Linked DNA regions of Homo sapiens: region 2 is linked to region 1. Evidence: read pairs that join two places in POLR2A ChIA-PET (ENCODE). Cell type or tissue: PC-3. All regions are shown on one strand. Each heading gives the region's core, and the rest is flanking DNA. Links, peaks and the distances in the headings are about the cores only.

The links. ChIA-PET counts read pairs that join two places held together with the same protein. Peaks named below come from ENCODE experiments on the same cell type or tissue, not always from the same donor. Only the 100,000 strongest peaks of a DNase experiment are listed, where the experiment ranks them.
Region 2: POLR2A ChIA-PET joins it to region 1 with 6 read pairs; 1 of 35 experiments calls an interaction of 5 or more read pairs at or near these places.

The regions. Positions count from the first base shown.
Region 1 is chr12:88,826,027-88,841,611 of GRCh38, forward strand. No RefSeq gene overlaps it. Among named protein-coding and RNA genes, the nearest start is that of LINC02458, 190 kb to the right of the region's middle. In PC-3, for the core only: no CTCF peak of the experiment used is centred there; a DNase peak (open chromatin) is centred at 7,125; H3K27ac peaks cover 1,090 bases.
Region 2 is chr12:89,767,676-89,783,260 of GRCh38, forward strand. The region is part of intron 2 of LOC107984543 (a long non-coding RNA gene); the gene reads left to right. Among named protein-coding and RNA genes, the nearest start is that of ATP2B1-AS1, 67 kb to the left of the region's middle. In PC-3, for the core only: no CTCF peak of the experiment used is centred there; a DNase peak (open chromatin) is centred at 7,876; H3K27ac peaks cover 1,762 bases.

The sequences.
Region 1 (15,585 bases), core at 4,469-9,468:
ATATGTTTTCCAGGCATATGTTTTGCATACACTTTCTACTAGCCTTTGCGTTACCTTTCCATATACATATATATATAGATACACATAAAATTTGCAGTGTCCAGAGGCTGGAGATTAGCAGATGGGACAAATGGCAAAGGTGCATGAGGAAACCTTTTCAAGTGATGGAAACTTTCTATACCATGATGGTCCTGGTGTTACATGACTGTATACAGTTTCAAAATTCATCAAATTGTACACTAAATATAGATTAATTGCATTACATTTAAATTATACTTCAATTACATACACACACTCAACATATTTATATTTACACTTCTTGGTAGCAGTGCATAGGATGGATGGGATTGGAATAAAGACTAATGGCAGAGAAGTCACTTAGGTCATTGCAGAAGTCGAGGTACGCTGGTAATCCTGAAATTAAGCAGTTGTAGAGAGAACGGGAGAAAAGAATATGAATCTGATGTTAGAGATGTTTCATAATTTAAACCATTCCACAGAATTTGCCAGCCCCTTCTCTCTCTCTTTTCTCTTTCTCATGTTAATAAGAAATCCCTCAGCTCAGTCTCAGACCTTTGATCACATATCATGGTGGTATTTATAAGGAATGGACAAGAAGGAAAGAGTTTGGATATCTATGAGCCTAACATAGCCATTTTCAGTTGAAAGTAGTGAAGGAATGAAGGTTGGGCAAAATCACCCATAAGTTTTTTTCATTTTATGGTTACTTTATTTATTCCCTGCATCAGGGAATTCTGGCACAGATTATGTGGAAAGAGGTTGGTTTGAAAACATCCATATGTGATTTTGATTCAACCTCACTTCCCTAACAACCTCAACTTCTGTCTTCAAAACTTCAGTTGAGAACCATTGGTATAAAATCCTGATAAGATATTCCCAGGTGAAATAGTAAGATCAGTTTTTAGATTGGTAAGTTTTTAGAGGTTACAAAGAATTCTAGTTGGCGTGTCTGCCAGGAAATAAAAATAAAAATGAAGAGCTCAGGAAATTTATTAGGGCTGATGATGTTGAAATGGAAGTCTTCAATGTGCAGACAATATTTTAAGTCACAGAAGTTGAAGAGATTGTCAAGGAGATTATGAATAATAGAGCTAAGGATTGAACGCAGTAAATTATCTACAAAAGGCAAGAGAGGGGTTAGCAAAGGAAACAAGTAATAGTGATAACAGAAATAGGGGAGAGCCAGGACAGTGTGAAAACATATTTAATCAAAAACAGGAGCTAAAGTGTAAGCCAAAGAGTATTAAATTCACAGGTACTTGATTTACCAAAAAAGGATTCCTCCACCAACATCTCTTCTGTATTAATGATGAAGGTGAAATCTTTTGGGGTTTTTTTAAAGGACCACATACATTATTTGATAAGAGTTGAATGTGTAATAAAGAAGATAATTATGATATTTAAAAGGGAGATTAGACTAAGGTATTTATGCACTCAGTTTCATGTCTGTAATTTATTTCCCAAAACATTATTGATCACTGTGCTTTCAAATAAAGAAAAAAATGCTGTCAATTACATTTCCAGATATCTCAACTTGAACTTCATTTAAATTGTAAAATGTTGTTGTGTCATTTGTAAACTAGTTTCAAAAAACATTGACTTTGACATAATTATATAATGACTTCTATCAGTCGACTCTTTCACAATTGTTCAATCTCAAACTTAACGTACTATAACAATCAGTAGCCTATGCATCTAAGATGCTTTATTCTTTTTTTTTTTCTTTTCCTTTTTTGTTTTCAAGAGAGATGGGGTCTCACTCCGTTGACCAGGCTGGCCTCCAACTCCTGGCCTCAAGTGATCCTCCCACCTCTTCCTCCTGAGTTGCAGGGATCACATGCATGACTCTATGTTGATATTTTCAGGTCATACTATCAAAAGTAAATAATCTCCAGGGACAACTGTAATTGTGCATGTACACATAGAGGCCAAATGGTTTCCATTGTAATCCTTAGTCAAAAGAACCAACCTGCATGATCTATATAGCAACATTGAAAGCATTAACAATTCAGTTCTGTCCAAGAAAAGTTTATTTAACATCTAAATGACGCCAGGCACTGTTCTCACCTTAAAAAAGAAAAAGAAGGAATGAATAAAAGACACAGTCTCTTTCATCAAGCAGCTCACAAAGTAGTGAGTAAAGCAAATAAATTACCAACTTCATAATTTGAAAGCTATTTCTATGTTTTTATACTTATTTAGTATTGCAAATTTCAAACAAAACATTTTTAAGTTTCTTGGTACAGCTGATTTAAGATGGCAAGCAATAAGTAAAATTAAAATGCATTTAAAAAATTAACAAGTATAAAATATAGATAATGAAATTTTCAAATTTTTTCAAATTGGTAACATTTATTTACTTGTTTTGAGGCATAGTCTCTTTCTGTCACCCAGGTGGGAGTGCAATGGTGCCATCTTGGCTCACTGCAACCTCTCTGCCTCCTTGACTCAAGTGATCCTCCCACCTCAGCCTCCCTAGTAGCTGGGACTATAGGCTCATGCCACCATGCTTAGCTAATTTTTAAATATTTTTTGGTAGAGACAAGTTCTCACTATATTGCACAGGCTGATTTCAAACTCCCAGGCTCAAGTGATCCCCCTCCTTGGCCTGCGAAAGTGCTGGGATTACAGGTGTGAGCCACTACACCTTGCTAAATTGGTAACATATTTCTGAACTTATTAAAGCTTAAGGAAAAGAGGAAGTCAAATTGTTCCTGTTTGCAGATGACATGATTGTATAATTAGAAAACCACATCGTCTCAGCCCAAAATCTCTTTAAGCTGATAAGTAACTTCAGCAAAGTCTCAGGATACAAAATCAATGTGCAAAAATCACAAACATTCTTATACACCAATAACAGACAGAGAGCCAAATCATGAGTGAACTCCCATTCACAATTGCTTCAAAGAGAATAAAATATCTAGGAATCCAACTTACAAGGGATGTGAAGGACCTCTTCAAGGAGAACTACAAACCAGTGCTCAACGAAATAAAAGAGTACACAAACAAATGGAAGAACATTCCATGCTCACAGATAGGACAAATCAATATCATGAAAATGGCCATACCGCCCAAGGTAATTTATAGATTCAATGCCATCCCCAGCAAGCTACCAATGACTTTCTCCACAGAATTGGAGAAAATGACTTTAAAGTTCATATGGAACCAAAAAAGAGCTCCCATTGCCAAGACCATCCTAAGCCAAAAGAACAAAGCTGGAGGCATCACGCTACTTGACTTCAAACTATACTACAAGACTAGAGTAACCAAAACAGCATGGTACTGTTAACAAAACAGAGATATAGACCACTGGAACAGAGCAGAGCCCTCAGGAATAACACCACACATCTACAACCATCTGTTCTTTGACAAACCTGACAAAAACAAGAAATGGGGAAAGGATACCCTATTTAATAAACGGTGCTGGAAAAACTGGCTAGCCATATGTAGAAAGCTGAAACTTGATCTCTTCCTTACACCTTATACAAAAATTAATTTAAGATGGAATAAAGACTTAAATGTTAGACCCAGAACCATAAAAATCCTAGAAGAAAACCTAGCCAATACCATTCAGGCCATAGGCATGGGCAAGGACTTCATGACTAAAACACCAAAAGCAATGGCAACAAAAGCCAAAATAGACAAATGAGATCTAATTAAACTAAAAAGCTTCTGCACAACAAAATAGACTACCATCAGAGTGAAGAGGCAACCTATAGAATGGGGGAAAAGTTTTGCAATGTACCCGTCTGACAAAGGGCTATTATCTAGAATCTGCGAAGAACTTAAACAAATTTAGAAGAAAAAATCAAACAACCCCATCAAAGAGTGGGCGAAGGATATGAACAGATACTTCTTGAAAGAAGACATTTATGCAGCCAACAGACACATGAAAAAATGCTCATCATCACTGGCCATCAGAGAAATGCAAATCAAAACTACAATGAGATATCATCTCACACCAGTTAGAATGGCAATCATTAAAAAGTCAGGAAACAACAGATGTTGGAGAGGTTGTGGAGAAATAGGAACACTTTTACACTGTTGGTGGGACTGTAAACTAGTTCAACCATTGTGGAAGACAGTGTGGTGATTCCTCAAGGATCTAGAACTAGAAATACCATTTGATCCAGCCTCCCCTTTACTGAGTATATATCCAAAGGATTATAAATCATGCTGTTATAAAGACATATGCACACGTATGTTTATTGCGGCACTTTACAAAATAGCAAAGACTTGGAACCAACCCAAATGCCCATCAGTGATAGACTGGATTAAGAAAATGTGGCACATATACACTGTGGAATACTATGCAGCCATAAAAAATGATGAGTTCATGTCCTTTGTAGGGACATGGATGAAGCTGGAAACCATCATTCTGAGCAAACTATCGCAAGGACAGAAAACCAAACACCACATGTTCTCTCTCATAGGTGGGAATTGAACAATGAGAACACTTGGCCACAGGGTGGGGAACATCACACACCGGAGCTTATTGTGGGGTCGGGGGAGAGGGGAGGGATAGCATTAGGAGATATACCTAATGTAAGTGACGAGTTCATGGGTGCAGCACACCAACATGGCACATAGATACATATGTAACAAAACTGAATGCTGTGCACATGTACCCTAGAACTTAAAGTATAATAAAATAAATAAATAAATAAAGCTTAAAAGTGTACTAATTCTTTTGGAACAGCCAGTGTACCTTGGAATATTTTTCCACACCATTTTTGTATCAGTCTAAGTTATGCTGCAGTAGCAAAATATTAGTGTCATGACACAACAAAAGTTTATTTCTTGCTCATACAAGTGCAACATGGTTCACCAGGGGCTCAGCTGATTATAGTTGCTCAGGGTCCCAAGCTAATGGAAACTCCTTCTTGATACACGTCCCTACAGTTGACCAAACAGTGACAAATAGGAGTGTAGTAAATTAAACACTAAGTTATAAAGCATTTACAGTTCACATTTCAATGCCCCGAACCAGTCACATGCCCATCCCTGTCAAAGGAAATGAGGATTGCAACTGTGCCATATTCCTGGAAAATCAGAATATATGTGAACAGCCCTAACAGCTTCCAAACAACTCCTTTTCTCTTCTTCAAAAATAGCCCTCTTGCATGTGTTATATCTCCTAAGTTATCTTCTCTGAAATTCCTCACATATATGTTTTTCACTATATTTGGTGTTATTTTCTGTAACCTATTCTCCATATTTCTGACTTTTTCTGTTGCACTTATTCCATTTTTTTGGTTGTTTCTAGAATGTTTTTCATCATGATGATATTTTTGTTTCCCCCTCATTTCTTGAGTTTTGTAAGAATTATTTTCATTCTTTTACGTGGTCTCATGATCATTTTTTTGTACACTTACATGACTCTTGATTTTTTTTCATTTCTTTCTTTTAAGATAAAAATTGTTTTTACAATTCAGTACCATAGAACTGTATGATTTAACTATTCTTGTGTTATCCAGCTGCCTTTTGCTCATGTTCCTTCCCTCTATTCTTGCTTGCTTTCAGTCTGTTTTTTTTCTCTATTTCTTTTCACACATAGCTCCCATGATAGTATCTTTCTGACTATTACTGAACTTTGAATGGTGGTGGGACTTTATGTTGAAAAGTTTGGGGATTTATTTCAAACACTACTCTCATCAAGTAAGTTATTTCCTTCACCCTAGGAGCAAATGTTCTCTTAGATTGTTAAGTGTAGCAACCTGGATCTAATAGTCTTTTAAAACTTCTTCAATCCTCCTCCCCACTGGGCTATGTCCTTTGGCAGAGAAGCTTCATCATGGACAATAGAAGTGGCATGTGCACCACCATGGTTTTTCCTTTCAGTGCTCCCTGTTTTATGATTCTGGGGTGTCAAAATTGATCTAATGGGGCATTTTAATTTAAAAAATGTTGTTTATGTCCTTTGGAATATAATTTGGGGGGACTTATTTCTGCATGTTCTTTTTTTCAGTCTAGGCGTGCTTTGTAACATGAGGTCAGGAATTATAGCAATGTCTTGGTATTAGTGAAGATTTTTTTAATTTGTCATTATTTATTATTTTAATAGGTTTTGAGGTAGGAGGGTGGAGTAAAATTGCCTATTACCCACTGCCTTAATTACACATTTTCATGTGTGTGTGTGTGTGTGTTTATATATCTTCTTCACAGGACAATGACCTATTGAAGGCAGAGCTATTACTTATCTTTTTCTCTCCAGCGCTGAACATAGTGGGTGCTCAATAAATATTTTTGAATCAAAATGAATTTAATTTCTATATATTTTATTGTCTATATCACCACTACTAGAAAGCCACATCCATCCATTTTGTGTTGCTTTTGGAAGAGAATCATCATTTCTTGTTGCTGAAAGCCAATAGATTTATGTTGCAACTCAATTTCTAGTGCTTATAAAAACTTTATTTCACTTCTACTAGGTAACTGAAAAACAGAAGCATTCCAAGAAGTATTATCAACCACAATATTAAGTGAAAGCCTATCACTTCAAGTCAATAACTATAGGAATTCAATTTGCCATGTATACCTATACTTATACCTATACCTGTATCAGCACTTCTCATGGTGATTATACAAGTGGTACAGACACACTGATGGCCAAGCATGGAAGAAGTTGGAAAGCTTCTTTCCTCTGATAAATTAGAATTCTCCAGAGAAATACAGCCAATATCATGGTTCTGCTATGAGAGAGAGAGAGAGAGAAACAGAAACATGAGAGAGAGGTGGAGGTGGGCAACAACTTTAAAGTATGCAGGGCCCGCTGGAGGCTGGAGACCCAGGGAAGTATTGTTGTTACAGTCTCAAGTCTGAAGATAATCTAGAGGTGGAGCTTCCTCTTCCTTGGGTGACTCTAGTCTTTTCTCTTTGGCCTTCGACTGATTATATGAGGATTCTCTTATTATGGAGGGTAATCTTATTTTCTCAAAGTTTAACTGTTTAAGTGTTAATCACATCTAAGAAATACCTTCACCACAACAACTAGGCTGGTGTTTAACCAAAAACTGAGTACCACAGGCTAACCGAGTCAACACAGAAAATTAGAAACCACATCTGGCATGCTTAGGAGAATTACAGATTAGCATCAATAGACCTGGCTTGAAATTCAAGTGCTGATGTGTCACATTAAGTAAACAAGAGGATTCTGTGCTATTTTATACTATATAAAGTGTCCCCCGGAGAGAAATGCAGAGGTCAAAGTCTCAAGTGGTAGTCTTTGTTGTGGTATCCAGATTTATTCTGCTTAATAAATATGTTATTGTAAAAAAATTATTGATAACTTAAGGCATCCAGAAAGTAGCACATTTATGGAAAATGGCAACATCATTTTTGGAGCTGAGCCCGCCTTTATCATCTTAATTCCCACACTTTAGATGATGGATAATTTAGAACTCACTCTTATGTGTGCTTTGGTTAAATGTTGAGATTTATAATGTTTCATAATCAGCCTGTAAAATGAGTCTCAATTTCACATAAGCTGAATGAGGACTAAAAATCAAGCAACAAATATGAGGATTATTTCCATTACACCCCCTTTGAAAAATGACACTTTGCTGCCATATGAAGGGTTCTCTAAGCTTTAATACTGAACAGAGATTTAAAAGGATTAACATCAACCACCTTCCAGTAAACACACAAAATGCATTTCAACATCTAGTATTTCATCTTTATTTGAGTACTTTCAAATTGTAATGCTCTAGTCATGTAGAAAGACTGGCTGGCATTGTCTATTACTGTTCCTACTAAGTTATTCACAGTTCTGTGGTGAACTTTTTTCAGCAAGTTTTTCAGGTCTTTTGTTTCAGCTGCTGGTTTTTGTCTTGCTTACATTAGTTAGTCAGATTTATGGTGCTGTATGCAGGGGTTCCCACCATGCATGTCATTATTACTAATGTGTCTCCCTTTAGCAAACCATGTTTATAACTTAGCCAATTAGTTGCTTTGCCCAACTCTTTGAATTCCTAGGACTTACACTTCACTGAAATAGCACTTCTTATTGCCAAGGCACTTTGTAAAACACTTGACTCTATTTTCATGTATACCTATTTTTAGAGCCCACAGTGGAATTGAACAGACCTGTTTCTTGATTGCTTATTTTGCCCAGACATTTATTTGGAAGATGTTCATTCTTTTTGGGCTTCCACAGATGCCCCATTTGTTCATTCAACATCTTCTAGTGCACCAAATATGGACATGACCAGCTTGCTCACAGATGAAATAAAAGTTAACACTTTATTACCATGAAAGTAGTTGCAATGTTGGTCCTGTTAATACACAAACTTTTGCTTTTAGTTTCCTCCAACTATGTGGAGTACTATCCTTGCCCTTCAATGACAAAGTATTTCTCGCAATAACTTTCAAATGAGTGATCATGACTCACTTTTGCACAGGGAAAAATGAAATGATTTTATCTTTAAAATAAATGATGATCAAGGATAATGATGATGCCATAACCCAGTTTCTTTAGGATGTCACAGATATAGTAAGATTTGAGGGATGCTGAAAACCTGCTTGCTTCAACATGTCTCCCCATTAACCTGGTCAGTGCCTCATATATCATCTTGGGTTATTTGACATGTAAAAAAATATATTCAGAAACTACAACGGGTTAATATTCTCATCCATGAATGTATTGTGTCACAACTTCATGAAGAATTCTATGATGTCTTCAGACAAAGTATAACTTCTTAGAACTTTTTGAGTTGCCTACATCTACTATTTTATGGAACTCATTACATAATTCAAGTTTTTGTATTTATTTTTATTATGTCTATCTTATTCAATTTGACTGTAAAGTCCTTGAGGGTAAGGTAGATGTCTGAAGTTTTCTTTAATATGCTCCACAGTAAATAGCAAAGTATTGTGCATATTGTGGTTGCTCAAAAACCTGTTGAATAACTGGAAAAAAGACATATTAATGGTGATTAGCTTATTGGTTTAGCTAGGGAATAGAGATATAGGTACAGAGATAAACATAATATGATGGTAAAAAAAAATCTAGGTTGCTGTTATGAATGTTAGTCTCCAGTCAAAGTGATAAAAATAATTGATTGAAGTAGAACTTCCTGGATGACAGAGTAAGGACCTTGCTAACTCTTCTCCATTAAAAACAAAGAAAATGTTATCAAAATTATCAAAATTAACCATTTCAGAACTCTAGAAATTAACCAAAGGCATACAACAAAGTAGAAAATGTTTAGCAAAACTATTAGATTTTTATAACAAAAATAGAGTCTGTGGCATTTTATTTTGGGGATATTTCCATCCCAAACCCAGGTCCATGGCATGGTAGCTCTCCTAACCATCAGCCTTGCACCCACCGGATGCAGCTGATCCATTTTGGAACTCTGCAAATTATACCATTCCCCAGAGTGTTCTCTGTATTTGACTATACTTAGAGTTCTCTGGAAAAGTCCCATTTCCAGGGCATTGTTGCTATTTAGCCTGACTTGGGGGTCAGCTCAACAGAAAAGCCTCATTTTCAGATCATTGTCAAAAACAAGTACAATTATCTGCAATAATTAATATTACAACTGCTTAAGATTGCAAGTATCAGTTGGTCAAGAATTTGCAAGGAAGATCTAAGCAATGACACAACCCTAAAGGGTTTTGAAAAGCCTCAATCCATTACTAGCGATCTAGAAGTCCTAGTACTTGTATGCCTGCGCACGTGCTCAGGAAAGACTGAATGGAGCACTAGTTATTTATTCATATGGGGTGACTTTGGTGAACACTGCAAGCAGGAAGTGAAAGCTAATGCAGATGTGTAAACTGATTAAACTTTGAAGGTGTGCCCCCATGTACGCGTATCCCTTAGAACAGTGTGGAAGATTTAGTGGCTCAAAGAAATATTTTGCCCAATCACTGACTGATCACTAGGCTATGCTGACCTGGGGTGAATTCAATAAATACAGATTTTAAAATACAAGCAATGAAGTAAATAAACTGATAGAAAAATAAGTGAAAAGCAAATATTTCATTGGCTACACACTGTGGGGAATATATACCCTACAGCATTAGTCTTGGAAAGTCAGTAAATAAACAAACAACTGCAGCAACAGCAACAACAACAAAACAGCACTAACAAAAGGGGGTCTGATTTGAGAATTGCTACAATATACAGACAATTTCCATTATACAGAGATTTCATACTTTTGAATTTCCCTACTTGCTAAAATCTATTTGTAACTCCAAAATCAATACTTGAAGTACTTTCACAGTTGTTCACATGACTGTAAATGTACAGAGTGATGAAAGGTTTGAGTACCCAATGTGCAAGTTCTTAGCTGAGATCAAAGACGACATTCTCTGCATTCTTATTTTACCTCTCATACAAAGATGGCCACAGGATTAAGACAGTAGTAGGGCAGCCTCAGGCAAGTCACTTAACAATTGTGAACCTTGTTCCTTGTTTTCTCTTTTGCAAATTGTTTTTAAAAAGTCTGTCAGGATAAATTGTTTTCAGTTGTCAAAATTCTAATCTATGTGGTATATATAATGTGTGCATGTGTGTGTGTAAGCAGAAACACACACACATATGTGTGTGTATATATATGTGTGTGTATATATATACATGTATATATACATATATATGTGTGCATATATATATGTGTATATATACACACACATATACATATATCCCACAGGAGCTATATATGTGTTATTGCCCACGTGGGATATATGTATATGTGTATATATATACATTTAGCCTGTATGTATATGTATTATACACATATATATACATATACATACATATACACATATATATACACATACATATATATGCACATATATACACACATGTATACATACACACATATACATATATCACACATAGGCAATTATATATATATACACACACATGTATACATATATATATACACACACACACACACAAACACACATATACATATATCCCACAGGAGAAACAATACAATATTCTCTAATTCAGCATTTGCAGTAACTTTATAGAGCATAACTACCATAAATAAAGAGAATCAACTATATTATCTAAATTCTTCCTTTCAATCAAAAATCAGAACATGAAATAAACAGGAAAATACAGCACATAACAGAAAAAAGCAAACAAACAAAACAGTCCACAGAAACAGTCTTTGAGGGAGTCCAGATGCTGCACTAAAAGAAACCATCTTAAACCAGGTTCAATAAAAGAAAAGTCAACAAAGAGAGAGAAATTATAGAAACACTAACCAATAGATATTTTGGACTTAGAAAATATAAGAACTGCAATGAAAAATTATGTAGAAGGGTTTGGCAGCAGATTTGACCTGGCAGAAGAATCAGTGAACTTGAAGTTAGAAGAAATAATCAGTAAACTTAAATATAAATTAATTGAGATTCTTCACTCTTAGGAACACAAAGAAAAATGAATGGAGAAAAATTAAAACAGAGAACTGTGGGACACCATTAAGTGTTCCAGCATATGTAAAATGGCAGTCCTAGAAGGAAAGGAGTGGGAAAAAGACATAAAAAGAAAAATGTTTGAAGAAATGATGCCCCAAAACTGTTTAAATTGATTGGAAACATTAACCTACAAATCCAAAAATTCAATAAACAACCTTTGAGCAGGAAAAACTCAAAGAGCTCCAACCCAGACACAACATAGTCATAGTGCTGAATATCAGTGACACAGGCAATATCTTGAAAGCAGTAAGATAAAATAACTCAAGTGCTCCTTGATAATATTAATAACTGACTTCTCACAGAAACCAAGAGCAGCAGAAGGTGGAATAATATATTTGAAGTGTTGAAAGAAAAAGGTGGTCAATCAACATTATATATCTAACAAAACTAATCTTCAAAAGGGTATTAGTCCATTTTCACATTGCTGTAAGGAAATACCTGACACTGGGTAATTTATAAAGGAAAGAGGTTTAATTGACTCATAGTCCTGCATGGCTGGGAGGCCTCAGGAACACACAATCATGGCATAACACAAAGGGGAAGAAAGGGCCTTCTTTACAAGGCATCAGGAGAGAGAGAGAGAGAGAGCAAAAAAAGCCCATTATAAAACCATCAGATCTTGTGAGAATTCACTTATTATCATGAGAACAGCATGGGAAACACCACCCCCATGATTCAATCACCTCCCACCAAGTCTATCCCTCAACACATATGGATTACAGTTTGAGATGAGATTTGGGTGGGGACACAGAGGCAAGCCATATTATTCCACCCCTGGACCCTCCCAAATCTCATGCCCTTTTTACATTTCAAAACCAACCATGCCTTCCCAGCAGTCCTCCAAAGTCTTAACTCACTCCAGCATTAACCCAAAAGTCCAAGTCCAAAGTTTTATCTGAGACAAGTCAAGTCCCTTCTCCCTATGAGCCCATGGACTCAAAAACAACTAGTTACTTCCTAGATACAATGAGGGTACAGGTATTGGTTAAATGCTCCCATTTCAAATGGGAGAAATTGGCCAAAACAAAGGGGCTACAGGCCCCATGCAAGTCCAAAATCCAGTGGGGCAGTCATTACATCTTAAAGCTCCAAAATGATCTCCTTTGACTCCATGTCTTACATCCACGGCATGCTGATGCAAAAGGTGGGATTCCATGGTTTGGGGCAGCTTCAGCCCTGTGACTTTTCAGGATACAGCCCCCTCTCAGCTGCTTTCACAGGCTGGCATTGAGTTTCTGTGGATTTTCCTGGCACACATTGTAAGCTATCATTGGGTCTACCATTCTGAGATCTGAAAGATGGTGGCCCTCTTCTCACAGCTCCACTAGACAGTGCCCCAATGGGAACTCTCTGTGGAGCTCCCACCTCACATTTCTTTTTCACACTGCTCTAGCAGAGGTTCTCCATGAGGGCTCTGCCCCTGCAGCAAACTTCTGCCTGGACATCCAGGCATTTCCATACATCCTTTGAAATCTAGGTGAAGGTTCCCCTTCCTCAATTCTTGACTTCTGTGCAACCACAGGCAAAACACCATCTGGAAGCCACCAAGGCTCAGGCTTTGCATCCTCTGAAGTAACAGCCTGAGCTGTATGTTGGCTCTGTTTAGCCACGGCCTGGACACAGGGTGCCAAGTCCAGAGGCTGTACAGAACAGTAGAGGAGGCCCCTGGTAAAGGAAATCATTTTTCCCTCCTAGGCCTCTGGGTCTTTGATGAGAGGGGCTGCAGTGAAGGTCTCTGGCATGCCCTGGAGACATTTTCCCCATTGTTTTGGCAAGTAACATTTGGCTCCTCATTACTTATGCAAATTTCTGCAGCCAGTTTAAATTCCTCCCTAGAAAATGGGTTTTTCTTTTCTATTGCATCATCAGGCTGCAAATTTTCCAAACTTTTTTGCTCTCCTTCCCTTTTAAACATAAGTTGCAATTTTAAACCATCTCTTTGTTAATACATAAAACTGAATGCTTTCAGAATAAACCAGGTCACATCTTGAATGCTTTCCTGCTTAGAAATTTCTTCTGCCAGATACCCTAAATCATCTCTCTCAACTTCAAAGTTTCACAGATCTCTAGGCTAGGGCAAGGGCAAAATGCCACCAGTCTATTTGCTAAAGCATAGCATGAGTGACCTTACTCCGTTCCCAATAAGGACCTCATCTCCATCTGAGACCACCTTAACCTGGATGTCATTGTTTACGTCACTGTCAGCATTTTGGGCTAAGCCATTTAACAAGTCTCTAGAAAGCTTCAAACTTTCCCACATTTTCCTGTCTTCTTCTGAGCCCTCCAAACTATTCCAACTCCTGCCTGTTACCCAGTTCTAAAGTCACTTCCACATTTTTGGGTATCTTTATAGCAGTGACCCATTCTTTGTGGTACCAATGTACTGTATTAGCCTTTTTTCACCCTTCTATTAAGAAATACCTGAGACTGGGCAATTTATAGAGGAAACGGGCTTAATTTACTCACAGTTTCATATGGCTGGGGTGGCCTTAGTAACATACAATCACGGTGGAAGGAAAAAGGGAAGCAAGAACCTTCTTCACAAGGCAGTAAGAGAAAGAGAAAGACAGAGAGGGCAGAGAGCAAAGCAGGAAGAGCAAAGGGAGAAGAGCCCTTATAAAACCATCAGATCTCATGGGAACTCACTATCACGAGAATAGTATGGGGGAAATTGCCCCCATGATCCAATCACTTCCTACCAGGTTTGTCCCTCGACGTGAGGATTACAGTTTGAGATGAGATTTGGGTGGGGACACAGAGCCAAGCCATATCAAAAATGAAGAAATCAAGACATTTCCATATAGGCAAAGACTGAGATAATTTGTTGTTTGCCCAACTTTTTGACAGAAAATTCCAAACACAGCCTTTTAGGCTAAAAAGGAAGGATATCAGATGGTAACTCAGCACCACACATAAAAATAAAGAGCATGAGTAGAGATATGTAAACAGAGAAATATTAACTTTTTCTTATTTTAAAAGACAACTGCATAAAACAATAATTATAAAATAGTGTTGATAGGCTTATAAAATATAAACATTTAACTTGTGTGATGATCATAGCACAAAGGAGGAAAGAGAAAAGAAGCTTTATTTGAGCAAAGTTTTAATACACTAGTGGAATTAATTTAGTCTTAATCTGAGGTAGATTGTTTTAGGCTAAAATGCACATTGTAATCTCCAGGGCAACTACCAAGAAAATAAATATAAAAATATAGTTTAAAAAAAAAACAAAGAAGAGAGTGAAACAAGATGGTGAAATAAAATGTTCCACTGATTGTTCCCTCCTCAGGAATACCAAATTTTATCAACTATCTGCATACAAAAAAAGCACCTTTAGAAGAACCAAACATCAGGTGAGCAATTACGATAACAGGTTTTAACTTCATACTGCTAAAAGAGACATTAAAGAGGATAAGAGAGACAGTCTTGAATCACTTGTGAACCCAGAACATTTGAGACAGGTCTCAGTTAATTTAGAAAGTTTATTTTGCCAAGGTTGAAGACGCACCTGTGACACAGTCTCAGAAAGTCCTGATGACATGTGCACAAGGTGGTAGGTGTACAGCTTGATTTTATACATTTTAGGGAGACATGAAACACCAATCAATATATGTAAGAAGTACATTAGTTCAATCCAGAAAGGCGGAGACAACTCAAAGCAAGGTCCCCCACTAGGGGCTTCCAGGTCACAGGTAGGTGAGAGACAGATGGTTGCATTATTTTGAGTTTCTGATAAGTCTTTCCAAAAGAGGCAATCAGAATATGCATCTATCTGTGAGCAGAGGGATGACTTTGAACAGAATTGGGGGCAGATTTGTCCTGACTGGTTCCCAGCTTGAAGGCACCCAAGGTTCTTTCCTCCCACATTTCTCGCCTTTTCTTTTTAAAATATTTTGGAGAAAGCATTTAACAAGAAAATGAATCCCTGGTCTCAAGTTTCATATGATCTCTCATGGCTAGGATGGTTTATTTCTAGATGAATAGGTCCTGAAAGCTCATTTTTAGCACACTGTAAAGTCTCATGTCCTGTGAAGAGAAAATAGTGGAAAGGAAGGAAGAAAAAACAACAACGAACAAAAGAACAATCCTGGGAGAATCAATATAGGTCACATTACTCTGAAATCCACATAT
Region 2 (15,585 bases), core at 4,899-9,898, 940 kb after region 1:
CCTAAGTTCCAGTCTGAGTCCAAGTTCTAAGGCAGGAGAAGTCTGATATCCCAGCTCAATGATAGTCAGGAAGAGAGAGTGAAGTCTCCCTCACACTACCTTATTATTCTATTCAAACCATTCAAAGTTTCCATAAGACCCACCCACATTGGGAAGGTCAATCTGTTTTACTCAGTCTACTGATTCAAATGCTAATCTCACCCAGAAAATTGCTCATGAACACACCCAGAATAATGTTTAATGAAATATCTGGGCACCCTGTGACCCAGTCAAGGTAACACATAAAATTAACATCCCAAGTTCACCCCTTGTCAATTTGGCACCCATATGCACCTCCTTAAAGCATACTTCATATCCAAATAAAGAAAATAACAAGGTAATAATTCCATCTACCATGATAAAACTATCTTGCATACAATTGGCAATGCAGTAACCCCTTCCCCAGAAGAGGAGGTAAAGTCCTTGGGTGATGTTTACTTTTCTTCTTGATATCCCATAGCCTAAATACTATGATGTAAAATTAACAATACTTAAATACTGTGATATAAAGTCAATATATTTTATGTTACATGATAAATGAATAAGAGAGGGAAGAAAACAAAAGATATTTGCTTAATATATATTAATAAATAAATATGCTTATATAAATATGTATAGTTGTACACACAAACACACTAATAACAAAATGAGGGTGAAATATTTATGACAATTACAGTCCTCATTTCTGTTACTGGTCACATGGTTCTAGCTGGTACTTAGACCTCCATCCACTACCCATTCTGTATTCCCTTTGCCTTCAGCAAGCACTCAGCTGACTGTGGTTCTTTCAAATGACCCAAACCTGCATTCCTGAAGGGTCTGGGCCTTGGTGGTCCTGCCTGGATTGGGTTTTTCACTGACTTTAATTACAGGGTATGGTAATACTAAGAAAAGTCCTAAGGGATCTCCTATATTTCAGATGTACTCTTTCTTATCTCCATTGTAGAATAGCAACTTAATTTCTTCTTGGTAGTCAGGATCAATCACTCCAGCCAGCACAGTAACTCCCTTCTTTGGCCTGTTTTTTCAGAGGCATGGGGAGTTCAAAGTGGCCAGGGGGTTGTCTTAACTTCCAGTTCAATGGAATCATTGTTATGTCTCCTGGTGGACACATTCTTCCTGGTGGAGCTAAGACCTCTAGACCAGCAGAACATAAGGTTGTGGGAATAGGAAGCAAATATTTTGCTAGTAGGTGACTAGAGATAATAGTGAGTGGTGCCACTCTCATTTTCACCCCTTGATTACTAGACCTGTGAATTCTAGCTGTGGGTGTAGCAGCACTATAGATTGGATGCTGATTCAGAGCATATACAGCCTTCTGGAGAACACTGCCCCAGCACTGTAAGGTATTGCCACTTAGCTGGAACTGTAATTGAATCTTCAAAAGGTCATTATATTAACCTAGCTTATTCAGGACGTTGGGGAATATATTGTACAGAACCATCTGTAAACTAGGCCTGAGTCTTCTTTTCCTCTGATTATAATCTGATTGTAATATTATAATTGGTCAACTGATTATAGGGAACTCCTCATGAGGCCATAGGTGCAGGCTGGGAGACAGAAGGCAATGTAGCAATAGTAGGGACTGAGGGCATTTGAGTCACTTTTTCTTGTGACTCACTTGTGGCTTCAGGGCCTGCTTTGGCCCAATCACGTATTTACCATTGACATTTGATGATGAAATCCTGCTGTGCGCAACTAACTTTATGGCTTGGTGGGTCATATAACAACAAGTTCAGATCAGCAGCTCAGATCAAATGGTAACTTAGTGACTCATGGTTAAGTGTTCAGTCTCTATTAAGGCCCAGTAGTAGGCCAAGAGGTATTTCTCAAAAGGAGAGTAGTTATCTGAAGAGGATGGCAGGGCTTACTCCAAAATCTTAATGTCCTGTGCTGCGATTCACCTATAGGGGGCTATTAATGGCTCCAAACAGCATCCCTATCTGCCACTGACACTTCAGGTACCATTGGATCTGCTGAATCATATGGTCCAGGTGGCAAAGCAGCTTACACAGCAGTGTGGACTTATTGCAAAGCCTTCTTTTGCTCTGGGCCCCACTTAAAACAAGCAGCTTTTTGGATCACTTGGTCAATGGGCTGGAGAATACATACAAATGAGGAATATGTTTCTTCCAAAATCCGAACAGCCCCACTAGGCATTGTCTCTTTCTTGGTTGTAAGAGGGGCCAGATGGAACAACTTATCCTTTACCTTAAAAGAAGTATCTTGACATGAGCCATGCCACTGGAGTCCTACAAATTTCACTGAGGTAGAAGACCTCTAATTTTTTTTTTATTTATGTCCCAGTCTCTGATCTACAATTTTTTTTTTACCAATATGTCTAAAGTAGTTGCGACTTCTTATTCACTAAGTCCAAGTGGAATAATGTCATCAATGTAATGGACCAATGTGATATCTTGTGGAAGGGAAAGGCAATCCAGGTCCCTGTGGACTAAACTATGGCATGGTGCTGGAGAGTTGTTATACCCCTGAGGTAGGACAGTGAAGGTGGACTGCCGGACTTGCTAGCTGAAAGTAAATGGCCTCTGGTGGTTTTTACTAACAGGTATCAAGAAGAAAACATTTGCCAGATCAATAGTTGCACAGCAGTCATCAGGAAATGTGTTAATTTGCTCAAGCAATGGAACCACATCTGAGACAGCAGCTGCAATTGAAGTCACCATCTGGCTAAGTTTATAATACTACACTGTCATTCTCCAAGACCCATATGTCTTCTGCACAGGCCAGAAAGGAGGGTTGAATGGGGATGTGGTGGGAATCAGCACACCTGCATCTTTCAATGATGGTGCAACCTTGATAGTGGCCCTAATCTTTGCAATCTCTCCAGGAATGTGGTATGGCTTTGGGCTTACTATCTTCCTAGGCAGAGGCAGTTATAGTGGCTTCCACTTGGTCTTTCATAGCATAATAGCCCTCACTCCACAGCTCAGTGAACCAATGTGGGGATTCTGCCAGCTGCTAAATATATCTATTTCAATTATGCATTCTAGAACTGGGAAAATAACCACAGGATTGTTTCAGGGACCTATTGGACTCACTGTAACATGGAGCTTGATTAAAACTCTATTGATCACCGGACTTCCCTAAGCCCCTACTCTGACTGTTGTTGGGCCACAGTGATGTTTTGGATCTCCTGGAATTAGTACTAGTGTCAATTTGGAGTTAATATCCAGTAATCCTTGAAAAGTTATATTAGTTCCTTTTCCTTAGTACACAGTTACCCTGATAAAAGGCTGTATGTCTCTTTATGGATGGTTGGGAGAAAGATTGCAGCACAAACTTTTGGCAGTCTTTCTTCAAGGAGACCTGGCTTCTTCATTTAAGTGGTTCTGGGCCTATAAATTGGCTCAATTATTGGAATTGATTGAAGGGTTGTGACTCTCTGATTTATGATTCAAAGTTTTGTTCACTTGACCTCGAACTTTTCTCTTTATACACATCAAGTAAGAATTTAGTAGGCTTCCTATCTATTTCACTTGTAGGTACAGCATGATAAACCCATCAATTGCATAGGTCTGCATGAGTCAAACTACTCTGATTGCTGCTTTGACTCTGATCTCCATTATGATAACCACACCCACTTTGCCTTTGGTAGTTGAGTGCTGCCACTTGACTCCTGCCATCCTTGGGATTCACTTTCTCCCATTACACTTACATTTTCCAGTTCAGTGACTGTAGTTCCCACTGTAAGGTCTGGCCTATGGAAAAGAATAATCACAGAGCTCTTCAAGGATGCCAGGGCTCCCCTCATGGATTTACTTTTCATAGTTGTGGTGAAAGGTATGTCTTCTGGATCCATTCAGTGTGGAAAAGTAGCTGTTATATGAAACACCTACTCTCACATCTCTCACATTCCAGTCTCCCTAAGCTTTTTTTTTTTTTTGAGATAGGGTCTTGCTGTGTCGACCAGGTTGGTCTTCTCCCAAAGTGCTGGGATTACAGGCATGAGCCACCACACCCAGCCTTCCCTAAGCCTTTGAATCTCCTCCGCTGCATTAAACCAAGGCAGATTTGGCTTTCCAGTTCACTCTCTGTGGGCTGCCTTTTGGTCTGTGTTTCAGCCAACCTACTAACCAAACCTTTAGAGCCATCCCTAACTCCCTAAGCTACAATGTTAAATACAGAATTTCTTTTAGTGCGACCATATTAATAAATTCAGCCTGATTCAGCTTTATGCTTTTTCCACCGTTATCCTACACTCTCAATATCCATTCTCACACAAGTTCCCAGATTTCTGTCTGTATAAATTAACAAAACTCAAGTCATTCTTTTAGAGTGTAGTATACCTCATTATGGGTAACACTTTCAGCCTCACCTTTAGGGTCCTGCTGGGCCTTGAGTCTAGTTATAGGTCTAAAAGCAAAGGGAGTTGTAGGGTGGGTCCTAAGGAGAACCAGCAGTTGTCTTGTATGACTATTGCCTCAGGGGAGGCAATTATAATTTCCCTAGGCAATATAGACCTCTTTACCCCACTTCAGATTGGGGTGGAGAGGCCTCTTCTACTGACAAAGAAGACTCTTCAGAATTTAGAGGCTCAATGTCCCCAGCTTCATCAGGGTCTTCCCACATGTACCCATTCCAACATACAGGGTACCATGTTTTTTTCCCAGTCAATGCCCTCATTTTAACAGTAGACACCCTGCAAGGCTGGAAGTTTAACTTGTGTTGTAATTCAGCTAGTTTCAAGTTGAGATTCTGTGTTGGATTTTCAAAAGTCTCAACCCTACAATTACTGAAATAGGAGACTCCTTCAGGGTTCACAGAAGTTTTCAGAGTATTTATGCAGTACTTGAGCTGGCAATCCAAATCCTTGGGTTCATCCTTTTCTTTCACCACTTTGTCTAGTGATGTTAGGAGCAATCAGCCAACCTCATATTTGTTAGTTTTCCAAAAATATTTGAAAGTATCATAAGTACAGTTCCCTATTCTTTGCTTCTTATAAGTGGTTGATTAGGAGGATCCATTGGAGATATCTTGTATATATCCATTGCCAGATCACACCATGGGCTATCAGTGCTCTATTTTATTGCTAGAAACAGAGTCCTTAGCATTTTCAAACCTAATCCGATTAGAGAACCAATTCCAGAAACCCCAGAAGCAATTCAGAAAACTCATCCTTAAAATTCTATTCCTTTAGAAACACTCTTGTTACCAAAATATTATATATATTATATATTCTATTAGTTCTGTTACCCTGGAGAACTCAGGCATATAGAAAGATAAGATAGATAGGTAGATAGATAGATAGATAGATAGATAGAGCAAAGAATAGGTAACTGTATGTATGATACTTTCAAATATTTTCGAAAACTAACAAAGATAATGAGATTGGCTGTTTGCTACTGATGTCACTGGACAAAGTGGTGAAAGAAAAGGATGAGCTCAAGGATTTGGACTCCCAGATCAAGCACTGCATAAATAATCTGAAAACTTATGTGCACCCTGAAGGAGACTCTTATCTCCAGTACAGTAGATACAGATTTACATATATACTTAAATCTATTCTATCTCTGTCACTCTCTATCTATTTATCTAGATTTATTATAAGTAATTTGCTCGTATAGTTATAGTGGCTAACAAGTCCTAGGATCTATAGTGAGCAAGCTGGAGACTCGGGAGAGCTGGTGATGTAAGTTTTAGTCTGTGCCTAAGCCCAGGGGCAGGAGAATATGATGTCTTAGCTTGAAGACGGTAGGACGGAGAGAGCAATTCTCCCTCGCTTTGCCTGTTTGTTCTACTTAGGACTTTAGCAGACTGGATGAGCCCCATCTACATATGGGATAGCAATCTGCTTTACTCAATCTGATTAAAATGCTAATCCCATCCAGAAAGCCTTCACAGACATGCCCAGAATAAAGTTTAATGAAATATCTGGGCAACACGTGATCCAATCAAGTTGACATATAAAATTAACCATCACCCTTACTATGTGCCAGCCACATGGACATATAGTAGTAAACATGACAAACACCATTGTTGCCCTCAGGGTGCTTACAGTCTAGTGGAGGTGACAAAGATAAACAAAGTTTCATGATAAGTTGTATAAAGAAAAATAAAGCAGAGTTAATGGGTAGAGAGAGACAGGCTAGGGTAGATGGGGCTCCATTAGACAAGATAGTCCTGGGAAGTCCTCTTTAAAAAGGTGACACATTGGCCAGGCACAGTGGCTCACGCCTGTAATCCCAGCACTTTGGGAGGCCGAGGCCGGCTGATCACGAGGTCAGGAGATTGAGACCATGCTGACTAACATGGTGAAACCCCATCTCTACTAAAAATACAAAAAATTAGCCAGGCGTGGTGGCGGGCACCTCTAGTCCCAGCTACTCCGGAGGCTGAGGCAGGAGAATGGCGTGAACCTGGGAGGTGTAGCCTGCAGTGAGCCGAGATCACGCCACTGCACTCCAGCCTGGGCGACAGAGCAAGACTCCGTCTCAAAAAAAAAATGAAAAAATGAAAAAAGGTGACACGTTAGCAAAGACTTGAATAAGTCAAGGTAGCAAGCCATGTGAATATCTGAGGGGAAACCAGTCTAAGCAAAAGGAAGAACAATAGCTAAGGCTCTGGGAAGAGAATGATTTCTTCTGACATCAGTGGTCATAAAAGTAAAGTAGGATTAGTTGGCATGTTTTGGAGTTTTTCTCCAGTTATGTTCAATTGACAGTGTTTGGGCATGGAATAGGTAGAGAGTTGAGTTTAGTCAGGGCTTTGATCAAATGAGGAGTAGCATGAGGGAGTTGAGGGTATTTGTAAGTGGGTAATTGGTGTAAGGAGGGAAGTGAGGTGATGCAAGTAAGGAGACAATGAAGAAGTGCTAGGGATTGTTAATTGCTAGGAGATCTCAACAGGAATGAAGAAGTTTTAGAGGGAGGGTTCCTAAGGCAAGTGTACAGGAATGGTAGGAGGTGGTATTTCAGGAAACAATGCTTGAAAAACTTAAACTTGAGATTTCAGAGGTGTACGCAGTTATTGTAATGACAAGGATAGAATGGTAGGAGTGGGAGCTTGGAATAATTAAGGAAATGGTTGTTGGAAATGGAAAGCCTAGAGGCCCAGGCAATTAGACAGATATCTACTGGTCTGTTGAAATTATTAAGAATGATGACAAGGGTGGTAACAGAGAGAGTCAGTGAGCCTTGTGCTAAATATTCCACATAGTTCTCACTTTTCCCTGAATGTGTTATGGTTTGCTTGTTTATGAGATTTGCATATTTCTGTTTGTAATATTCTTTCCATTCATTCTTCCAGTTTAGATGCCACTTTCTCTGTAAGGCCTACACTGACTTTCCTCATATATATTTATTTTCCTTTGTAATTATTTTTTAATGACTCTAGTTTTTCATGACACCAAATTGTAGAGGAAATTTTTGTTCAAAAATCTGCCTCTTCACATAGACGGTAATGTCTCAGAATGCAGAGATTATATCTTATGCATCTTTGCATCCATTCAATAAACAGTTGTCAAGCAAATGCTTTTCTATTAGAATATTAGCAAATTAAGGGTGTGGTTGTGTCCCAGAACATAGCACAGTGTCTAGTAATCGTTTTCTAAAGGAAAAAAAAAAGCCAAGATTCATTGACAGTAATTACTCTTAAATGTCCACAGTAGTCAAATACTAGGTAGCATGCACAACCCAGTTAACATTTGATTACGATAAAACTTGGACCATATCTGAGCTTTTCTATCTATAAATGTTTAAACCATACCAGCTGACTAATATAAGACAAATGGAAAGTTGAACCGAAGTGAACATTTATGGTTAAACTTTAGGAGAGGGTTGAAGACATTTGGATTCAAAGGCTGGGTCAGTTTGCATTGGAAATATGCTTGGAATTTATTGCAGCTGCTGAAAGTGGGATAGCCTGGAGGTGTACAGATTGTGGAATGACAGCTGTTTTGTGGAGCAATAAAATTGAGGTAGCTCTTCTTAGTGTCAAGTTCTCCTTATCAAGAACGCTGAATTTTTTTTTAAGTCTGTATGGCAATATTCTAACTAACTCTCCTCAGGGAAATCTCATCAAAGAACTATTTATGGATTCCTTACATCTGAATTCTCAGTCTTGCTTGTGCATTACAATTATTTGCAGTCTTTTTTCAGACAAATAAGCCCAGGCTGCACCTTCAGAGGTTCTGATTCAGCAAGTGTTTTTGTAAAGCGTTACAAGTGATTCTGATGCCTGGTCAAGAAGGAGGACCACTGAAATAGAGTCACATTCCAGTGAAGAACTGTATTGTGAATTATTTATTCTCCAAAATCCAAATTGACTGAAATCTTTAGTGCTTATGAAATTATTAGAGAACTGCACATTAAAAAGGAGTCAAGCTCTTTTTTGAGAAGGTCCACATTATGTTATGATTCATCCATTAGAAAGAAGCACTTTGTTTTCTGTAGTGCTGTACGAGCTAAACATTCATTTATGTGGACGATTCCCTGAGTTTCAGTTGTTGAACTTCAGACTAAGCTGTGAGATAATGATGGTTGTACCCTGAGGTAAGCACTAAGAAACGACCTGTTTACTGAAGTAGAGAGGGAAAACACAGCATTTGGCACTCCTAGAAGAAAACATGATCAAACCCAATTTCTAAATATATGGAAACTATTAAATTTCCAGATTTAAAACATTTTATCATTTATTTTAATTTTTGAACCTCAGGAAATACTCCTAATGGTATAGCAGAATACGATATAATTTTTGGATTCTGTGTTAACACATAATAGATTAAAAACAATCTTATGTCACTCTGAGTACCTCTTGCCTTTATATCTTTTTAGCATTTATTTATCTAGCTTATACTTTATTATTTTACCTTAAAATTATTTTTATTTTCTCTGTATATTTACTCTTTAAAGATAGTGGTATCCTTTCCTATCTTGTTCCTTTTCCTTCTTTTATTTCTTGTAAGGACATTCTATAGTAGGTCCTTTTCTTTTTCTACCTGCATATTTTGAGAAGAATCAGGCCCTTTTACAAACATTAAATTTGTACCAGAAGAACTAGATTTGAATCCATATGCTGCCATCCACGTGTGACCTTACTCAGTTTCTTTGAGGCTCAATTTTCACAATGTTAAAACTCCTTTCGATGGTGATTATAATAAGGGCTCCCCAGAAATGTAGGATGATAAGTGCAGAGGCCCCATATCCATAAGGCCTGAGCATATTAATTCTTGAAGTCAATGATCAGATGAGGAGGAGTAGGGCAAGGGAGTTGAGGGTATATTTAAACAAGTAATTTTTGTAAGGAGAGAAGTGTAGTGATATAGGTAAGGAGACAATACGAAAGTGATAGCGACTGTCAGTTGCTTGGAGATCCCAACAGGAATAAAGAAGTTTTAGACTGAGGGTTTCTAAGACAAGTGTAAGAGAAAGGCAGGAGATGGAGTCCCATCTTTCCTTTGTAAGGAATCCTTGGGAATACAGTTCTTTCCAGGGTGCCTGGATCCTTGGTCTTGTTTCTACAGTGTCCAAACAATTGCAATTTTCAAATTTTAAAACTCTGGACATATGCCCTAGGATTGTATTTTAAAGATACAGTGGGAAGTAAGACATTTTATGAAGGATTCAAATGAATCATTTATAAATCATTCTTTTGTCTCCAACTGAAAGAAACTATCCTGAATTAGGACATAGCCTGCTTTCAGTAAAGCATTTTACAATTATTATCAAAGTCACTTTACAAATATTTTATCAAAGGTATTTTACAAAGCCATTTTACAAATATTATTAATTGCACCCCTGTTGACTCTCAAATACATGCTCAACAGTCAGACAGATTAGCTTTCTTAGTCAATAACACCATCAACATACAGGTCGCTCTAATCTCCAGGATCACCTTTGTCTTTTGCATTGAACACATATCAGTCTTTGGTTTCTTTCTTAATGTCCTAGTGCCATCCCTAATACAGGGCTTCACCTTGCTTATCTCATTTGCATGGCCTCTACCCTTCTAGTCCCTCTCTATGGGGTTGGATTATCTTTTCCTTTACTCCAACGCTGGGTGGTTTCTGAATGCTTGCTGCATCTAGGTCAAATTTCTTGCCTGACATAAAGCTCTCTATTATTTAATCTCTTCTGTTTTGTCTACCACTGATATGGTTGGTTGCTGTGTTCCTACCAATATCTCGTCTTGAATTGTAATCCCCACATGTCCAGGGAGGGAGGTGATTGGACCCTGGGGGGTGGTTCCCCCATGCTGTTCTCATGATAGTGAATGAGTGCTCATGAAACCTGAGAGTTTTGTAAACTTCTGGCATTTCCCCTGCTTGCACTTCTCTCTCTTGCCTGCCATCATGTAAGATGTGCCTGCTTCCCCTTCCACCATGATTGTAAGTTTCCTGAGGTCTCCCCAGCCATGCAGAACTGTGAGTCAATTAAACCTCTTTTCTTTATAAATTACCCAGTCTCAAGCAGTTCTTTATAGCAGTGTGAGAGTGGACTAAGACAACCACTATCACCTACTACTTTCCAATGAGAGAGAAATTCCCACCCCCACCACACGCCAGGCTGATTACTATCTCACTACACCCAGACAGATGTCTGACACTACTATTTTACATGTGGAAATATTTACTATGGTCACATGTGGAGTCCAGGCTTTTTCTCATCTGCCTCTGCACATTTTAGAAACACATGAAGGTTCAGGTTAAGTTATAATTCTCATAGGAAGGTTTTCCTTTCCCACCAAAAAAAGGCACAAAGGAACTTTCTTGCTTTCTAACTTGATAAGTGTCTGTTATCTTTTCTCTTCATTTAGGCAACTACCTCTTATTTATTATCTGTCTCATATCAAGAGGTTTTAAGGTAACATTTTTGTAAACCTCTTGCTACATCAATGAATCTGTAGGCTACCTTAGAGCGGAAATTGTTTGAGTCTCAGATCTGCAATTTGCTACCTAGGACCCTAAAGCAAGTACTTAAATTTTTTGTTTGTTTGCTTTGTTGTGATGTTTAATCTCTAAAATGAGGACAATATTAAATAATACTACTATCTATCCAAACTATGACACAGGATTGCTACATATGACTCATGAAACTTTGCCATTGAAAACACTTTGTAAATATTGATCATATACACATATTTAAGGTATGTTAATTTTTATTGTTTTCTGTCTGCCAAAATGCTAGTACAATGGTAACTGAAGAGGAATTACTGTAAAGTCATATATTAAGTTGGTGCAAAAGTAATCGTGGTTTTTGCCATTGAAAGTTACTTAATAACGGAATTAAAGTAATTCTAGTTGGTGTCTTTGATATACTAACAGACACCCATAAAATTATAGCTCTCATTAGCATTAGGGTTTATTTTATTAAAAGGATGAAAGGAGTATTAGCCATTATTAAAAATTCACTGAAGCATTCATGATAATATGGTACACTTCCACTGGTTTTATGTTGTAGTGTAGGCATTCAGGTTTCTATTACTCCAATATAGTAGTCGCTTATTTGAACTGGTAGTTGGAAATCTGAATTTGTCTGACTACCTTAGCAACAATGGCAGGAGTAAAGGTATAAATGGACTCATCTTTACTCTGATGATTCAGTAACTTTCCTGACCCTCACCTCTTTCCTCTGCATGATGCAATTCTTTACATAATGAATAACTACACACTAATAAACTTTATTATATGTTCCCAACTAGCATCTGCAGGAAGTCAGATTAAATCCTAGGTGAAGTTCTCAATGGAATCTCAGCCTTTGATCACACCACCAATGTTATAATTTTAGAAGTGTGACAAGATGATTAGAGCATTTAAAAATCTTGGTACTAGGCACAATACAAAGTTGAAAGCTGCCATGAATTTTGCTGCTTAGGCAGGCTATCATCCTTTGAGGCACTAATTGACAAAGAAGTAGAATGTTAAATAAAGGAGTTGAAATTCAAATAAAGAAGAATACAGCATATTTGGAATGCTGTCAAACATGCTGTGAACTTTATTAGGCATTAGATATTGACCCAAATTAGGAAAAAGTGAAAAATGTAAGGCCTAGATTTAATAGTGGTCTCATATATAACTGCAAGTAGTTTTATAATTATTTTCCCATCTGCCATATTTAATGTTAAATTTAAAAATGAATAATGATATTTCATAATTTCATTAATATACTTGAGTTAAAGATGTATATATATTTTACTGAATAAACATCCTGGGAGAATTGTGGGTCAACATGAGGATAGTTGTTATATCTAAAATAGGATGGACCAAAATGATGTCATAAAGCCACCACCACCATCATCACCAATATGGCATAAAATACCATTAAGGAATAAAATACCATTAAGGATGACATTCAACAAAATTTTAAAGTGGAAGGAAAAATTTTAAAGTGGAAGGAAGGAAGCTGTGTGCTTCCTTCTTGTTGATTCCAACCTTTTCTAGGCTTTGGTGTCCCTTGCTATTCAGTATTTGTCACTGCAGCCCCTCTCCATCTTTATCCAACAGTTAGACTTGCTCAGTGTCTCCATTTCCCTGAGAACTAGTTATCAGTTTTCAGACTCTAGAGTGGGTTATTGATGTATGTTATGTTACCATCCCTCTTCCTTCCTTTATATCATTTGCTTTTCAGTAGGATCTTTTTATTGCATAATAAGAATATAATAACAGTAGCCAATTTAATAGCAGTTACTATGTGGTAGGCTTTATTCTAAGTGCTTTATATATAAACACATTTTTTTGTTTGTTTTTTATACAAGGTCTCACTCTCTTGCCCAGGCTGGAGTGCAGTGGTACAATCATGGCTCACTGCAACCTTGAACTCCTGGGCTCAAGCAATTCTACTGCTTCATTCTCCCAAGAAGTTAGGACTACGGGCTTGTGCCACCACACCTGGCTATTTTTTTATTTTTATTTATTTTTATAGCGATGGAATCTTGCTATGTTTTCCAGGCTGGTCTCAAACTCCTGGCCTTAAGCAATTCTTTGACAGCCTCCGAAAGTGCTGTGATTACAGGTGTGAGCCACCACGCCTGGCCTATGTTAACACATTTAATCCTTATACCAACTTTACCCGGCTACTCGGGAGGCTGAGGCAGGAGAATGGCGTGAACCCGGGAGTCGGATCTTGGAGTGAGCCGAGATCGCGCCACTGTGCTCCAGCCTGGGCGACAGAGCAAGACTCCGTCTCAAAAAAAAAAAAAAAAAGTTACATACTAATATTATATCCATTTTACAGATCATGGAACCAAAGCACAAAGACGCTAAGCAGGTCATAAAGTAAGAAGTGGCAGAGTCAGGGTTTGGAAACCAGACAGTTTCACTCCAGAGTTCCTACTCTGAACCACTAAGCTATCCTGCCTGAACATGGTGGTGGGGGATATACAGGATATAATGAGAAATGCCGATGCACTGAAGTCATAGACACCTATTCAAATCCTGTCTCTGCCCATTGTGGGGCAGACACTGGTTGTGTGGCTTCAGCAATATATTTAATTTCTCTGAAATTAATTTTCTAAGATGTAGAATAGTGACAGCAGTACTTACATTCAAAAGCTTATTGTACATAAATAATGCACATAAAGCATCTACCATGAGGGTAAAGCATGCTTCATATGTTTAAGTGTATGAGTGGGTGGAAATGAGGAAGATATTTTTGTGCAATGGGATTTTGCACAACCATTCAGCTGCCCTTCTCAGTCTGTGTATAGAGCGGCCAATGTGGAACACTTGCAGCAGCAGTGTCAGATAGGTCAGCCCAGTGTTGTCAGTCAGAATTGGGAGAATGTTAAGAGCAATGTGAACTCAAGAAGCAGAGGTGACAGGCAGCATACCTACAGACTAGAGGATACCTAGGTTATAGTGTGCATGAGATCCCCATATTGACAGGCATTTGTTGGTAGCCAACTTTTAGGCAGAGATGATGAAGTTATTAAGCAGAGGTTTATGAAGGAGGTTGTGGCCTGAAACACAAGTATATATGATATACTTACTTTCTATGTAAGGATAAAATTTACTCATACATAGAATATAGAAATCCCTGCAAATGTTTAAAACCGTCTTCATGTTTGATGTATCAGGTTAAAAGTGACATACTTTTGTATACTTCTTCCATGTGGTCCCCAAATATAAAATTTGAGCTTTATCTATTTTTTCTTTATGTGGGTAATACTTTTTAACTTTACTTGCTTAAAGATAAATCTGTGAAGCAGCTCCATTCATTTTTCTTTCTAATTTTGTAAACATCAGGAAAGATGTTATATGTAAAAGATTGTCGCATTTAAGGAACAATGTCAAGAAATTCACATCTGCCAAATGATGTCATGAAGCCTGCTCTCAGAAAAAATAGCTACTTTCCAAGTATTGATATTGAACCAGCAATACTTAAAATGTTTATCTTTCAAAACCAAACTCCAGTGGACAAAATGAGTCTGTTATTTTAAACATTATTTGGAAAGAGTTAGCATTAAGAACATTTTGTAACTGATACATGTCATTAATAGTTTACATTAGCTTCCCGCATAAGGGAAGATACTATCATACTTTATAAATAGGTCTTGTGGGAAAATCGCTTCTTCCTTGAGGTTAAACAATCTAATATACATTTTTAATGTAGGAATAGTTTAATGCAGTTTGAAAGGTAAACCATGTGAGGTTGTAACATGCCAAAACCCCAAAATCATTCATGGTATGTTAAAAACTCATTAAATGTGGTCTCCATAGTTTCTGGGATAAACACAGAAGCTAGAGAATGTATTTACAAGACTAAAAAATACTGCTCAAAGTGAAAAAGCAGACAATGGCTAAGGGAGATAAATTGTCATGTGGGAGAGAATATTTAGGTGTAAATAAATTCTAATAAAGTTAAACATATGAAAGATTATAACAGGCAGGTGACAGTGATTACCAGCTCCTTTCCTAATTCATTAAGGATGGAAAAGGAAGTGGTTTGAAATTGCAGTAGGAGAGATTTAGGTTAGATATCAGAAAGAACTTCCTAACAGTCAGGTTGATCATTTTTTAAAGAGCTCCTTAGAGACATTTAAGAATGGGATACAAACCTTTTCTCCAGGGATTTGTTTTTCTCATTGTTTTTGAGACAGGGTCTCCCTGTGTTTCCCAGGCTGGTCTTGAACTCCTTTCTGAGCTCAAGCAATCCTCCTGCATCAGCCTCCCAAGTAGCCAGGATTACAGGCATGTACCACCACACCTGCCAGCCCAAGGCTGATTTAAAAGCAGTTGTACCCAATCACAGTGACATTATTAAGATCGTGTTCTGAAATCTTTTTTATGTTCATCACTGAAAGTTGGTGTGTGTGTGTGTCTGTGTGTTTAAAGTGAATAGATGTGACTCATGATTACAAAATAAAGCAATTGATTCTACAGCACAGTAATGAAGCTAGGTGGCATGGTAAAACTCAGATACCTTGTGAAGATGCAGAGTGATGAGAGACTGTCAGAAATCCTTAGTTCATGGAAACTAAGTCCTGACTTTGAGGTTAGTTTAAGTGAAGCAGTACATTGGTAGAACCACCTGTTTTTATGAAAATCAGAAAAAATCCCCTTTGCCGTAGAAAATATCCTTTCAAAAACTA